Linked DNA regions of Homo sapiens: all the other regions are linked to region 3. A link is a loop called in an ENCODE intact Hi-C map of the cell type or tissue named here. Cell type or tissue: heart right ventricle. All regions are shown on one strand.

The links. A loop is a pair of places that touch in the nucleus more often than their neighbours do. Peaks named below come from ENCODE experiments on the same cell type or tissue, not always from the same donor. Only the 100,000 strongest peaks of a DNase experiment are listed, where the experiment ranks them.
Region 1: a loop joins it to region 3, with 2.3 times the contacts of the local background. A loop is called at or near these places in 7 of 110 quality-filtered maps.
Region 2: a loop joins it to region 3, with 4 times the contacts of the local background. A loop is called at or near these places in 77 of 110 quality-filtered maps.

Annotation. Positions count from the first base shown.
Region 1 is chr13:39,395,719-39,400,718 of GRCh38, reverse strand. The region is part of intron 2 of LHFPL6 (LHFPL tetraspan subfamily member 6); the gene reads left to right. Among named protein-coding and RNA genes, the nearest start is that of LHFPL6, 200 kb to the left of the region's middle. In heart right ventricle, no CTCF peak of the experiment used is centred here; a DNase peak (open chromatin) is centred at 2,653; H3K27ac peaks cover 4,313 bases.
Region 2 is chr13:39,598,679-39,603,678 of GRCh38, reverse strand. It overlaps LHFPL6 (LHFPL tetraspan subfamily member 6), which reads left to right and starts at 486. Exons shown (of 4, transcript NM_005780.3): 1 at 486-796; 2 at 2,289-2,847. The coding sequence starts at 2,463. It overlaps LOC112268119 (protein SPT2 homolog), which reads right to left and starts at 2,355. Exons shown (of 4, transcript XM_035861111.2): 1 at 2,286-2,355; 2 at 1,139-1,229; 3 at 37-1,035. The coding sequence starts at 2,355. RefSeq lists a silencer at 292-591. In heart right ventricle, CTCF peaks have their summits at 974 (motif pointing right) and 2,749; DNase peaks (open chromatin) are centred at 458, 828 and 2,738; H3K4me3 peaks cover 5,000 bases; H3K27ac peaks cover 5,000 bases.
Region 3 is chr13:39,260,641-39,265,640 of GRCh38, reverse strand. LOC107984579 (a long non-coding RNA gene) reads left to right here and starts at 4,478. Exons shown (of 3, transcript XR_001749843.1): 1 at 4,478-5,000. RefSeq lists a silencer at 2,394-2,443. In heart right ventricle, CTCF peaks have their summits at 2,268 and 2,471 (motif pointing right); a DNase peak (open chromatin) is centred at 2,480; H3K27ac peaks cover 3,357 bases.

The DNA.
Region 1 (5,000 bases), 140 kb before region 3:
CTCCGCCTCCCGGGTTCACGCCATTCTCCTGCCTCAGCCTCCCAAGTAGCTGGGACTACAGGCGCCCGCCACTACGCCCGGCTAATTTTTTGTATTTTTAGTAGAGACGGGGTTTCACCGTTTTAGCCGGGATGGTCTCGATCTCCTGACCTCGTGATCCGCCCGCCTCGGCCTCCCAAAGTGCTGGGATTACAGGCGTGAGCCACCGCGCCCGGCCTTGCCATTCTTACAGTAGTCTGAAATGTCTGAAAACCATTCTGTCTAACACAGCACTGTCCAGTGGAACTGTCTGCAAATGATGAAAATGTCTCCCATCTGTGTTGACTAGTATGGAAGCCACCAGCCACATGTGGCTATTGAACATGGAAAATGGGGCTTGTATGGCTGTGAAACCAAACACCTGATTATTTTCTAGAGACTTAGATTTTGATTGAACTCACGTCAGTGTTTTTTCCAAGTTAGTATCAACAGCAAATACCAATTTGCAGTGAAGGTATGCTGAGGTGCACATTATTGCCACCCTTCATTTTAAATTTGGCTATTAATAATTTTCACCTTACTTAGGCCTGCTTTCTTGGATCAAATTTGGTTGTATGAATTTTCTTTTCTTTTTTGTTTTTGTTTTGAGACAGAGTTTTGCTCTTGTTGCCCAGGCTGGAGTGCAGTGGTGCGATCTTGGCTCACCGCAATCTCCACCTCCTGGGTTCGAGCAATTCTCCTGTGTCAGCCTCCTGAGTAGCTGGGATAACAGGCATGTGCCACCAGGTCTGGCTAACTTTGTGTTTTTAGTAGAGACGGGGTTTCTCCATATTGGTCAGGCTGGCCTCGAACTCCCAACCTCAGGTGATCCACCTGCCTCGGTCTCCCAAAGTGCTGGGATTACAGGCGTGAGCCACTGCACCTGGCCTAGTTTTATGAATTTTCTTATTTAACCCTGGCAGTCAGAGTTTTCTGATCTTGGATCCCCTTCATCTCCTTTCAGGTGCCGATGATGCCAGAATTTATCTTACCACAAATGTAAGAGGCAATATTAGTCATAACATTTTGGCTTCTCAGTGAATTTCTTTGCTTTCCACAGCGTGATCTTTATAGGACGCTATCCTTTCAAGTCCCATGCTTCTCCCTCTTCCACTAAAAAGAGTTCATAATTCTTGTCCTGATTTGCCAATTCTGCTATCCTAAATTTCCAATTAAGATACACCTACATAAGTGTTGTCATAGGAGTTTAGAAAGAGCTTGTTCAACTCTTGCTTCCAAGTTTGTCTCTTTCCTACTTATCATTTTCCTCCTCTAATAAATGCTAATTAAAATACTTTTCTTGCTGGTTTAGAGCCTTCTGTTTTAATATTCTTCTGTGTAAAGAGGCTAAATTTAGTTTTCCCTGAATTCTTCAGACCATTTTAAACAGAAATGAATATGTAAAACCACTTTAGACTGTGGTGTCTGTGTTTTCTCAACAAGATAGCTGTAAGTACTATAGAAATATGGTTATATATTTTAATAGAAGCCAGCAGAATAAACCAGATTGACCCTATGCTCTTTTGGCTTACAAACATGTATGTTGAAACTTTGAAAGCCCCTTTTATGGTGTCTGGATAACCATAGGATTTTTAAAACTTGAATTCCTGCACTAATCAGTGGCACTAGGAAGGCACTAGGAAAGACTTGGAGTTGTAGGGTAGGTTGGCCACACTTGTGTCGAATGATTATGAAACGTACTCTGCTGTTCTAGAGCAGCAAACCCTAACTTTCTGGCACCAGGGACCTGTTTTGTGGAGACAATTTTTCCATGGACAGGAGGGTGTAGTGAGGATGGTTTGGGGATGAAATTGTTCCATCTCAGATCATTAGGCATTAGATTCTCATAAGGAGTGCACAACGTAGATCCTTTGCATGCACAGTTCACAATAGGGTTTGTGCTTCTATGAGAATCTAATGCCACTGTTGATCTGACAGGATGCGGAGCTCAGGCAGTAATGCTCACTTGCCCACCGCTCCCCACCTGCTCTGCGGCCCTGTTCCTAACAGGCCAGGGACTGGTAGCGGTCTGTGGCCCAGGGGATGGGGACCCCTGTTTTAGAGGCTGGTGGCACTTGGTTAAATCCAGTAAATTTACAATATCCAAGAAGGCAAACTAGTGCCAACAAAGCTTCCAAGGCTGGTAAAATGTATCACTTCTGCAGAGTCACCTCAAGTTTGGGCTAGTGAAGACTGAAGCAGCTTACCATTGCTCTGCCCTTTGCAGAAAGGCTTTACCCTTTAGGGAGTTGAGAAATACAGGTTTCTGGAAATACATCTTTCTTACTATTTGGTAAATTAAAGGAAGATCCTCTCAAGTCAGGTCCAGAGAACTCAATGCCAGAATGTTTAATAACTTTGTTCTTCAAAGAGCTCAAAGAAATTTACTATTCTTTCTTAAATCTTCATGTAACATCCAGGAAGTTCCTTAGGAGATTTTACAATTTTTTAAAATTTTGTTTCATTGAGCTTATTCAGAAACTCAGTAGGAAAACAGGCAAAGAGAAGCAGCCCTGGTTGAAATGGAGTTTGCCTCCGAAGTCCTTCCTTCTTCTCTTTCCTTGATTATGTTGTCTCCATGTGTCCCAGCCATGCAGTCCTCGGAGGAGGGCCCACGGAACACACCCTGAAGACTGGCCAAAAGTGTCACTAAAGATGTGTGTGGTGAACAAAAGTTTGGCTGAGATGCTGCCTCCACCCTAAAACACTATGTCATTCTAATGCTGTTCAGCAGAGTTACTGCTTCTGTCTCTCTCTACACAAATGCACACAAACACACACACACACACACACAAAGTCTGACTTTCCTAGATCTCAAAATAATTCATTAGTTACGGCTCTAAATAAATGGTAATTTCAGAATAGATTGGGCCTTTCTGAGTAACCCCCCCTTTCCAACAAAAGGAAGACAACGGAAATTATTTTCTTTCCGTGGCTCCCGGAACAAGTTTCTTTCCAAAGAGCTTCTTTCCGAAGCTCCCAGAAATAGAGTTTATATGGAAATACAAACATTGGCTTCAGAATAACAGTCTGTGCATTTGGAGAGGAGAAACTCCACAATTCTAAAAACAAAAAGTGGAGAACAAGTAGCCAAACCCTGAGATGCCAGAGGAAAGAGGGATATATGACCTTACTTTACCTTCGTCACGGATGACTTACAAGAATTAATTAAGTAAAAGTCGGTAAATTTCTTCAAGCTCTTTGGAGAAAGAAGCTATTTAAATATAAATTATGATCATGCAGCTTGCATCTCACATGTCAGGCATGCATGGTTAACTATGTCTGACGTGTAAGTTATGCTTCCTCCAGGTTATAGCAGTGAGGATCCTGGATCGACCTCCCTTCTTTGACACAGTGGTAAGACAGAGATTGATGGTGTTATGTGTGGCATCTGAGTCTAGGGCATGTGAGCCGTGATGTTGTGCTTGGAGAAACCAGAGCCTCTATCTATGTCTCTTCTTGGGGCCATTTTCTTAAGACATTTGAGGATGGGGTGGGAAACAGAAGTTAGTAAATTAAGAAAATCTACTTTTTTTTTTCAATTTACTTTATTAACTTATTGCCTAAGAGGGTAAAACAAATTAAATGAGAGAAGAATATATTTTTAACTAGGTGTTTTAGTTTCCTAGGGCTGGTATAAGGAAGGACCACCAATCATGAGGCTTAAAACAACAGAAATCTATTCTCTCTCAGTTCTGAGGCTACAAGTCTGAAATAAAGTTGTTGGCAGGGCCATGCTCCCTCTGAAGGTTCTAGAGAAGTTTCTCCTTGCCTCTTCCTAGCTTCTGGTTCCCCTAGGCATTCCTTGACTTAAAGCAGCGTGACTCCAAACTCTGCCTCTGTGTGTGTGTATGTATGTGTGTGTGTGTCTTCACCTGCCTGTCTTCCTGTCTTTTTTTCTTTTTGAGACAGTGTCTCATTCTGTCACCCAGGTTAAAGTGCAGTGGCATGATCACAGTTTACTGCAGCCTTGACTTATCTGGCTCAAGTGATCCTCCCACCACCTCAGCCTCCCAAGTAGCTGGGACCACAGGCACACACCACCACACTGGCTAATTTTTGTTTTTTGGAGAGATGGTGTCTTGCCATGTTGCCCGGGCCGGTCTTGAACTCCTGGGCTCAAGCAATCCTCCTGCCTTGGCCTCCTAAAGTGTTGGGATTACAGGTGTGAGCCACTGCACCCAGCCTGGCTGTCTTCTTATAAGGACACCAGTCACATCAGAGTAGTGACCTACCCTACTCCAGTATGATCTCATCTTACCTAATTACATCTGCAACAACCTTATTTCCAAATAAGTTCACATTCTGAGGTACTGGGGGTTAGGACCTCAATATACCTCTGTTTTGGAGATAGGGCGATGCAGTTTAGCCAATAACACCAGGTTAGGATAGTTTTCAAAATTATGGAGGAGCTGAACCTTGCCCTTATATACAATATCAGGTGCAGCCCCATCAGAAAGCAGGTAGAGCAGCCCCATCCTGGTGGGGGCAGCAGTGGAGGGCAACATCTCTGCTCTGCATCCCCCAAGCTCACCTTGCTCCATCCCACCTGGGCACATGTTCTTTAGACACCACAGAGACACCCCCAACACCCTGCAGAGGTTCAAGGGTCACAGCAGAAAAAGCTGCAAAACTAGATGTTCCATTGGTTTCCTTTCTGAAGTAAAACCCTATGCCTTCATAGCAGGCAGCTTTAAGGCACACAAATTGTGAAAATAGTCTGTTTATAAGGCTTGTTAGAAAGCAATCGCATTTCCTTTGTTGGTTTTAATGTAAAGGAAATAGAATCTATACTGAAAGCAAACTTCCTCCACTGTCACCTTTGCTTTGCCACCAGCAGCCATTCAGAGTTGGGTGAAAAGCCTACCACAGACTGAGGGCTGATTTTTCCCTTCTAAATGTTAACGTCCATGGAGAATGGTAGCATACAGCTCACCTTCTAGAATGTGACTTCCTCCTTTCATAAAGACTGGGAAAGTGGG
Region 2 (5,000 bases), 340 kb before region 3:
AGCCTCCTCAAATCTCAAAGGGGCCACTTTACCCACTCTTTAAGGCCCTCTTTCCCGTCTACGGCTTCTTTTAACGGCGGCAGGAAAACAGGAGCATAAACCCGAACAGTAAACCCAGAAAAGCCCCAACAGGCAAAGTGTGTCATCTTCCGTGGCTCCTCGGGGTCACCCAGGAAGACAAGCAACTTTCTCCCATACTTCTCGGTCTGTCTGCCTTCCCCACTCAGCTTTGAATGAGACGCAGGGAGAGGGGGCGCGAGGGGGCTCGGGGCTAGGGGAGGAGCCGCGAAAGCTGCCCCCGGGGGTGGGCCTGGACCCGCGCGGACAGCGGGGCACCCCCCCACTCCCTTCCCGGCGCTCCAGGAACGTCCCCGGTGCGTCCTGGGTCTGTCTGCGCGGAGTTCCCCGGGGCGCGAGGGGAGGGGACTGGAGAAAGAGGAGGGCCGGGCAGCGGAGGGGAGGAGGCGGTGCGTGCCTCGCCTGCCAAAGGGAGATCCGCTCCTCTGCGTGCGATCCCCGGCGCCCGCGCGCGCCCACAGCGCTCCGCCAGAGCTGCCGCCGCGGACTCGCCGGGAGTGGGGGTCTCCGCTGGTGCCAGCCCGCTTCTGGAGACCCTCCGCCTCCTGCCAACCCCTGCTCTTCCAGGTCGGGCCCCGGGGTTCTGCGGCTGTTAGGGACAGAGGCAAAGAAGGGCAGGACGGTCCGGTTTCCCGTGGATGTTCCCGCCCGAGAAAGACAGCAAGTTGTGTGTGCGCCCGGGACGCGGGAGGGAAGGTGGCCGCCGCCCGCCAGCCATGTAAGTAAATCACTCGGCTGCCCCGTGGGCGTGGGCTCCGCTGCTTTCTCCCGGGCTCCCTCTCTGCCCCGGAGCCGGAGTTGGGCTGCTCCCGGGCTCCGGACTTCCTGAGCTCGGCGGATCCGTCGGCTCTGCCTGCCAGCCGCGTCCGCTCTTGGCGTCTGCCTCCGGGGGGTGCTGCCTTCCCATCCTTATCCCCTCCCTTCGTCCAGAGCCGGCTGGAAAATGCCTCTTGCCCCCTTTTAGAATGGAGGGATCATTGTGTGTCTCCATGGGTGGAGTGGCTCGGTGAGGCAATGGCAGGGGGCTAAATATGGGCTTGTCTTGGCGAGGGCGCCTCACCGCAGTTGGAGATGGGGGCCCCCTGCCCGCAGGCCACCCCCTGCTGGTCTTCCCCAGCCTCGTGGCCCAGATAGATCAACTTCAGCCCTGACTGCAGTTGACAAGATTAGAAAAAAAAGTAGTAGCCGACCTCCCGTTTGAGTGACATCCAGAACTGAAAATGGGCGGTGGTTAGAGAAAAAAACGGGTAGGGGCGAGGTGAAGAAAGGGGGAAATTTGCTATGGACCCTGAAAGCTGGAGTTAGGGGTCCTGGGGGTGGAATTCTAGGGTGGATGGGCTCTGTGCTTCTGTATTCATTTCTTTATGGAAAGTGTGAGAAATGGTTAAGGAACTCTTTTTGAAAGGCTGGGGTGGAAGTAGATGCCCCTGGAACCATTTGGATGACTGGGGTTTGATGTAGCATACTGGGAAGTATGGATTGCTGTTCAAATTAGACAATCATTCAGTGGGAGAAATGATTGCAATAGAACTGTTGGAATCAATGAATCAAAACTGCAGACTCAAAATAAGTCATACACAGGCATTCTTTTACACTAGAAGATGTTAAGACTAAAGAAATTCTGAAATGCTGCTGAATGAGTACAAAGAGTGTCTGGTAATAGTTCTGTACTGTGGGTGCCTCCGCAGACCATAATGCTTGTTAAATTTATGGTACTCTGCAATTGTGAAAAATTATCCTAATTAGTTTGTTTGGCTCATGCAGAGAGTTAATGCACCCTTAAAGGGACATAGAAAAGTTGCAACAAACTATGAGCATGAACTTGCAAGCCAAAAAATGGAAATCATGGCATGGTTCATTTTATTTTAATTGTTTATTGCCCAGTGAAAGTGCTACATTACTTTTAATGTGAGTATATAATATATAGAATGAATTCATTGGCCTGTCAAATAAAAATCGGGCGTTTCTTTAAGTAAATAGCTGTCAGAGTTAATTTGGAAATATTTACGGAAGATAAAGACATGAAAAAGCTTTGAGCTGGTTTGACAAAAATCGAGTTATGAAGCTCATAGAGAGAATTAGTTCTTCCCACTTTTAAAGTGTTGAGGCAAGTCTCAATGTTTATTAATTGAAAATTGTAGACTAGCTGAAACAGTGTTATCACTTCTTTTAATGCCTTTAATTTTTAATGTTTCCTGTTGTTTTACCAGGGACCATCATCTTTAGTGCAGAGGATGGAAAGTTGATGCCCAGTAAGACTGAAGATCCATTCTGCATTACGGAACTGTGGATTATCTGTGGGTCCCTGGTGATTTCACACCTTCATTCACTCCTGCAGTCCCTGAACACTTACTTGGGGTCCTCATTGCCCTATCTGGTGAAAGATGGCATCCAGCCTGACTTGTACTGGAGTAATCTGGGCTTTGCTGTCTTTTCTTTGTGCTGCCACCTCCTGCGTGGGGTTCTTTATGCCTTACTGGCTCTGGGGATCACAGCTGGGCAAGCCTGTGTCCTTCGGTACCTTCCGGAGGTGCTCATATCCTGTGCATGATGAGAGTCGGCAGATGATGGTGATGGTGGAGGAATGTGGGCGCTATGCCTCCTTCCAGGGCATCCCCAGCGCAGAATGGAGGATCTGCACCATAGTGACCGGCCTGGGTTGTGGCCTCCTCCTCCTGGTGGCGCTCACTGCCCTCATGGGTTGCTGTGTTTCCGACCTCATCTCCAGGACAGTGGGAAGAGTGGCTGGAGGAATTCAGTTTCTTGGGGGTAAGTGACTTGCTGAGCTTGAGTTGTTTACTGGAATCCCAAAGCAGTATTAAAAGTTATGTTTCAGTTGTCTACTGAGATTATTATAAATGACACCTGGAATGCATAAGAGAAATAGATTTGGAATGGCTTTGATGATAGGTTGCCAAAGTCAAGATTATTGTCAGAATTGCTGCTTTACAACTTCAAGAGTTCTTAATTTCTGTACATATACATCACTGGCCTGCTAAGTGCCACCTATGTGAAACAGTAACATCTAGGTTGTTTGAGGTGTAGTAGGGGCGACAGTTTGGATTTTATAGCTTCTTGTTCGTTATGTTAAACAATAGACAATTAGATTATCTTTGTCTTCATGGAATCCTCGGGTCTTTAAAGGTAAAGATTTCACAGAAAAGTGGAAAAGGTTTTTGATTCAACATTGTTATCATGAACCTCTAATACACTTTGGTGGATGCAAAATTTACTCTTGCCCAATCTTAAACTCTATTTCTAAATAAATGTTAACTATTTTAAATGAGAGATCAGTTTTATATAACAACTATGAACTTAACTATTCTACAGAGATAGCTATCCACTTAATTACCTTGTTAGGTCTTAACTTTCCTGGGTGCTCTTGCTGTGGAAAAAAAGAAAAGGGATATTTAGCAAATGATGTGTGCTTGTCCCAGATGGACTGGATAGTTTCACTAACGCCAGAAAAGGTTTGATTTTTACTTGGATTCCCTCCAGCAAGTATTGCTTCAATATCTTTGGTCATATGGTTTTAATTGTACTTTATGTATTTTCCACTGTGCTTTTCACCTCCATTCTTCAACCTGACTGGCTGAACTTGTCTGATTTACAGTCCACCCTGGTGAAATATGACAACCTCCATAGATAGTGCAGAGTGAAGGGAAATAGGAAGCCTGGAAAACTTATACAATGTATTTGGAACTTCATTACAAAGTAAAGGTCTGTTACTCCCTCATTTGGTGTTTTCTTACAGTCTTTTGTGAAGAATCCAGAAGAAGAAAAATGAATTAAAAATGAGTAGTTGTGAGACAGTCTCCCCATATTAGAGAACCCCAATGGATTATTTCAGAGTATTTAATATAAAACTTTCAAGTAACATTTTCAGTAAAGTTTAATTCTTGTGCTGAAAATGCAAGTGGCAAAGTTTTGTGTTTTGAAATGAGATAGAAAGTTTTGTTTTAAAGTGAGATAGAATTGTCCATTCTTTCCTTACTGATGTAACTTTGTTCTCATTTGGGTTTTTTCCCATTGGGTTTGCACCTTAGTCCCTCCCGGGAGGCAGTGTGGGGGACCTACCTGTCATCTCTTTACAGCTTCAATGTTTAACACTGACAAAAGTCTTGCATGTGATATGTATATTTACACAGGTATGTACTTAAAACTATTAGGAAACCTAAAGAAGTTGTCATTGAAAGTGGAAATGTAAATTCAGAGTTTGAAAACTTACAAATTTTAAGAATAGATTTTAAGAATAGAATTAATGCCAAGAGTATTTAAAATTTTTTTCTGTAAGAATAAAGTTGGTCTGCTGTTTGTGTTTCACTTGGCTCAGGAAAAATGCTTAAGCAGTTTCATTTTCTCCTCTTATGGTAAATATTGCTTTCCATTTTTCCTTCATTTTAGGGCAGGGCCTGCTATTATTTCTGGCAGAACAGGAAAATGCTTACAAAGAGAAATCAGTTTTTATTGATTATCTTTAAACGTGTAATGAAGGAAGGCAACAGGAAGTGAATCTGAGACCCATGAGATTTATGGTTCCTTCCCTAAGCTATGTATAGATTTTTTTTGAATTATATAGAGCTAAATGTTCTACTTTACAGAATACCCAAGGGGACAGACAATTGGGGAAATTATATATATTTTTAAAGAACCATGTTTTTTTCTTTGTGAGTACTTTTCATGAACTCTGGCTTGGTAAGAGTTACTGACATTAAGCTAAGAGTATAGTTTGTTAGTAGCAGCTGGCCGGGTGCGGTGGCTCACGCCTGCAATCCCAGCACTTTGGGAGGCCAAGGCAGGTGGATCACGAGGTCAGGAGATCGAGACCATCCTGGCTAACACGGTGAAACCCGGTCTCCACTAAAAAATACAAAAAAATTAGCCAGGCGTGGTGGTGGGCGCCTGTAGTCCCTGCTACTTCG
Region 3 (5,000 bases):
ACAATGAAGCAACAATGTTTTAGGGCTGTGTGGTAGACTGACTTCTAATATCGTCTCCAATAATCTCTGTCTCCTGGAATTCACACCCTTGTGCAATTCCCTTCTCTTGAGTCTGGGCTGGTCCTAGAGATTTGCTTTGAATTTTATTAAATATATGGCAAAAATGATGGGCTACCACTTCTAAGACTGGGTTACAAAAGATAGTGACTTCTGTCTTACTAGCACTCTTGCTCTCTTTGACTCTTCTTGCTTGCTTGCTGTATTGAAGTCCTCTAGACTAGGAGTCCCCAACTCCCAGGCCATGGACCAGTAGTTGTTTGTTTCCTGCTAGGAACCAGGCCACATGGCAGGAGGTGAGAAGCGGAGGAGGCAGTGAAACTTCATCTGTATTTACAGCTGCTCCCCATCACTCGCGTTGCCACCTGAGCTCTGCCTCCTGTCAGATCAGCAGTGGCATTAGATTCTCACAGGAGCATGAACCCTACTGTGAATTGCACATGTGAGAGATCTAGGTTGTTTGCTCCTTATGAGAATCTAATGCCTGATGATCTGTCATTGTGTCTCATCACCCCCAGATGGGACCATCTCATTGCAGGAAAACAAGCTCAGGGCTCCTACTGATTCCACATTATGGTGAGTTGTATAATCATTTCATTATGTATTACAATGTAATAATAGTAGAAATAAAGTGCACAATTAATGTAACATGCTTAAATCATCCCAAAACCATGCCCCACAATCCCGGTCCATGGAAAAATCGTCTTCCATGAAACCAGTCCCTGGTGCTAAAAAGGTCAGAGAGTGCTGCTCTAGGCAACAGCCAGGGAGGAACAAACAACCTACAGAGATCTGTTTCTTTCCAGCAACAACTTGAGTGAGCTTGAAAGTAGGTCCTTCCTGGCTGGGCGCAGTGGCTCAGGCCTGTAATCCCAGCACTTTGGAAGGCCGAGGCCGGCGGATCACAAGGTCAGGAGATCCAGACCATCCTTGCTAACACGGTGAAACCCTGTCTCTAAAAACACAAAAAAATTAGCCGGGCGTGGTGGCGGGTGCCTGTAGTCCCAGCTACTCGGGAGGCTGAGGCAGGAGAATGGCGTGAGCCTGGGAGACGGAGCTTGCAGTGAGCCGAGATCGCACCACTGCATTCCAGCCTGGGTGACAGAGCGAGACTCCGTCTCAAAAGAAGAAAAAAAAAGAAAGTAGGTCCTTCCTCACTTGAGCCTTGAGATGGAGTAGCCCAGGCCAACAGCATGGTTGTAGCCTGTGACAATTCATGAAGTTGGAGACCCAGTTAAACTGTGCCTGAGTTTCTGACCAACAGAAACTGGGAAATAACTGTTATTTCTTGCAAGAATATCAAGGAACATACGTTTGCTACCCATGGATAGCAGAAGCATTATTAACAAAATGAAGAAAATATTTTAGAAAAGGAAAAATCAGAATGATTAGAAGGATACATACATCGAAAGGTTGACAAGTTTGATCATCTTAGGAAGAGCTGTAATGGCACATGGGAACAGCAGTGATGACCTTTGCCCGTATATAGTGTTGTATTATATTGTTTTACTTGTTGCAAGTAGCATGAATTACCACTGGAATTTGAGAAAAAATGAAATATATAAAATTTCTAAATAAACACAGTATTAAAATAGTGTGGTGGGGGCACTTTTTTCCCTAGTATTTGCTGTTTTCTTTCTGTGAAGGAAGCTGATATAATTTCTAGACTATCCCTGCCCCTTTGCTCACCCCAAGGCAAGATGAAAGGTAGGATTAGAAGATGTACTAATTGATCGACCTGGGGAGACTGACTTTGCAGACATTGCCCAATTCAGCTCCTCTTCCCCTTGGAAATAAAATGCCATCAGGGAGCAGGCATTCTGCTCCATTTCTTCCAGGACAGGATTTCTCCCTGCAGGATTGGCACTGGCTGGGCAAGGAACTGTGCCCACTTCTGGAGTTCATCTGGCAAGCCCATTTGACTCGATCACTAAGCTACCTCTGTGTTGATCTTCCATCTGCCTTACTATTTGTTTTATTTCTCAATTTACTCAGAATTGGGGCAGAAAAGAGAAATGTTATTTGTTGATATTCTTTAAAAAGCAACAGTTTTAGTTGCAGAAAAAAATTTAGAATACAAACACAAAAGTGGTTTGTAGTGTATATAAATTTTATCTAAACACACTGTAAATAAATATGAACTCTAGTCAGTTGAAGGAACAATGGTTTTATTGAGGAAATGGCCTCAAGATGGGAACAAAAATATCCTGAAGGATTGTTGGTCCCTTTCCCATGGGGGATTGAGAGTTAAGCCCAAGGGGTCAAGAGATCAAAAAGAGAATTGTTACGAGGGATGTTTCCTAATCTACTTTTGATGTTTCCTTCCTATGCTGGGAACACAGTTAAATGACTCTGACTCTGTCCTAGATTGTGGGACAAAATATGCTCACTCCTGGTCTCTGTCTGCCATTTACTCATTTCACCCCAAGGTGGCAGTGGTGTGGTGATTTGTTCTATTGGTTAATTATGGATAACTACATTGAGCATACATAGCCCAGTTTTACCCTTCTCTTGAAAGCAAGCCATTTACAGGAAACATGCATTCTGCTCTGCTCCTCCTGGGACACGCTCTGCCCATGAAGGGTGAAAGGGCAAAAGATCTGCCTCAGTGCTCTTTTGATTGGGTGGGTAAGTGTTTCTAATTAGTGGGTTCAGCCAGCAGCTATACCAGGCTCTCCCACTAAACTATGATCTCCCAATTTCACTTCTAGTTATAAAGATGAAGTTTTGATTTCCCATCTGCCTTACTTTTTATTACTTAATTTGTTCAGAAGAGGATATGCAGGAAAAATCTCCCCTCAAAGATGCCGATGTGATTCTATGTGACGTTTTTCATTCTAAAGAGTTTTTTGAAAGCGGGGGTTTCTGTTATTCTCGGACACTTGGATGGATTGATAATGTTCCCAGTGTTTTCCCACACTCTAGGACAGAGTCAGTGACTGATGTTCCGCCTTTGATTATAGGCTAAATTGTAGTTAGGGAGGACCCAACTTTTATAACATAATGTATTTAACTTATTAAGTATTCTGCTCAATACCAGGTCCAACTTAATGTTCATGAAAAAAAATCCTTAATGTGGATAAGGATATTCACCATATTATGTGTGACTCAATGAGTTTATATGAATTACAAAAGGTTACAAAGATAATCAATACCAATCAACCAAGCCTAGTTCTGGTTCTAACTTCAGGAATCTTTTTGCCATATGATGCAGTTGATTTGCAAAATCCATTAACTCTGCTGCTTGATGAGGAGTCAGAAAAATAGTGAGCTCTGAATAGACATGATGTTCAATGGCATTTGTGTTTAAAGTATAAAATAAAATTTAAGGGAATATAGGAATTGTGATATTACCTAAAGCAGTATAGGATCCGTGGGGTCCTCCTGTTGGAGTCCAATCTCACTTTGTCTGGTTCTGAGGCAAATGAGCATCATTATCTTCCCAGCAATATTTTAGAGTTAGCAACTGCTACATCATTTTTAAATGAGAAAATACTCTGATCTCTCCTGAACTGTTCTTCTCTCCAGAATCAGAGAGGAAACTGCAGCTCTTAGAAGCTCCTCACACAATTTCTGGTTTGTAGTATCTTGAAAGTTGAGTATTGATGGTTTGCCTTTGCATCTTTTAAATTTCTTTTTCTCTTTTTCCCATCTTCATCTTTTGTCTGTTACAGCTGATAATGAGTACGGATCAGCAGAGAAACTACTAAAACCCAGTTTCTTCCCTGCAAGCCTGGCCCTAGCAAATATTAATGGAAATAGATTTCTCTTCATCTGCGGGCTGCTTCCTCGGATTGGCCTTCATGTTTCTTTCCATTCCCATCCCATCATCAGGAAATCAGCATCTTAACTGTGGAGGATAACGTCTCCTAGGGTGTTAGTGAGAGAGGAGGGCCCAAAGGCCTTGGTCAGATGGTATTTACACATTTTAGACTGGAGCTTTTCTATGTAGTCATAGTTAATGTAACAGTACAGATGTCTGCCCAGTAAACTTTCTGGATAAGATCAGTTTTCCCAGGCAGGGCTATTTACAGTTCTCATATCATAGTGTGAAGGGAGCTTTTGTATTTCCCTTGTAGGACTAAGCCTGCTCCCAGGAAATAGGTAAAATAAAACAAGGTAAAAATGAAATGTGCTATCTCGGGGACCCCAAATAAGTGGTAATTTCACTGTAGCACTCTGTAGGTGAAATTGTTTAGTGTTGTGACACATAAAGTCCTTATCATTCAAAGCCCTAAATTTAGAAGGTGATAAAAGTCTTCTGTCCTCTTGGTTTCTTTAGCTTTCTATTATTAAACCTTGAAGCAGCCAAAGGTGAATAAAGAAACCTCTTGTGTCAGGAATTGATATCTTCATTTGAGATGATGTATTCATCCATTTTTATAAATTATTATTAATGAAACAGAAACCAATAATATATTATCAGCCCAGCATATTTTAATCACATTTCTTACTATTTTATTAATAATTAAATAGTATTTTAACTAAAATATAACTAAATATTATCATCTGTGGTAATCAACTTTCACTAAGAGAGGAGGCCAGACACTTCGGTGGTTTTAAATCCTTTTTTTAAATTTCAACATCTTGTCATTGTCAAGAAGTTTCTACTGACCCCTCCCTTCTCCCAAGTGCACATCACTGAGCCTGCACTTGCATTAAGACATTCCCTTCAGATCAGGCTCTCCCAGCAAAGCGTGGACAGAAAGTCACACATTCCAAGGTGCATAGCTCCAAATATATGGATATATTCTTAGATGGAGTCAGAATCCTTGAGACAATCTGTTTCAAAGGGTAAATGTGGATGGTTTTGCAAAGATACATATAGTTTTACCCTCACTAGCTAGCTGAAATAAGTTCCTTGTGAAAAAGAGCAAATACCAATCAATTTCATCAACTCAGTATATGTTGCATATAATCAGCCCAGAAAACTGTTTTATACA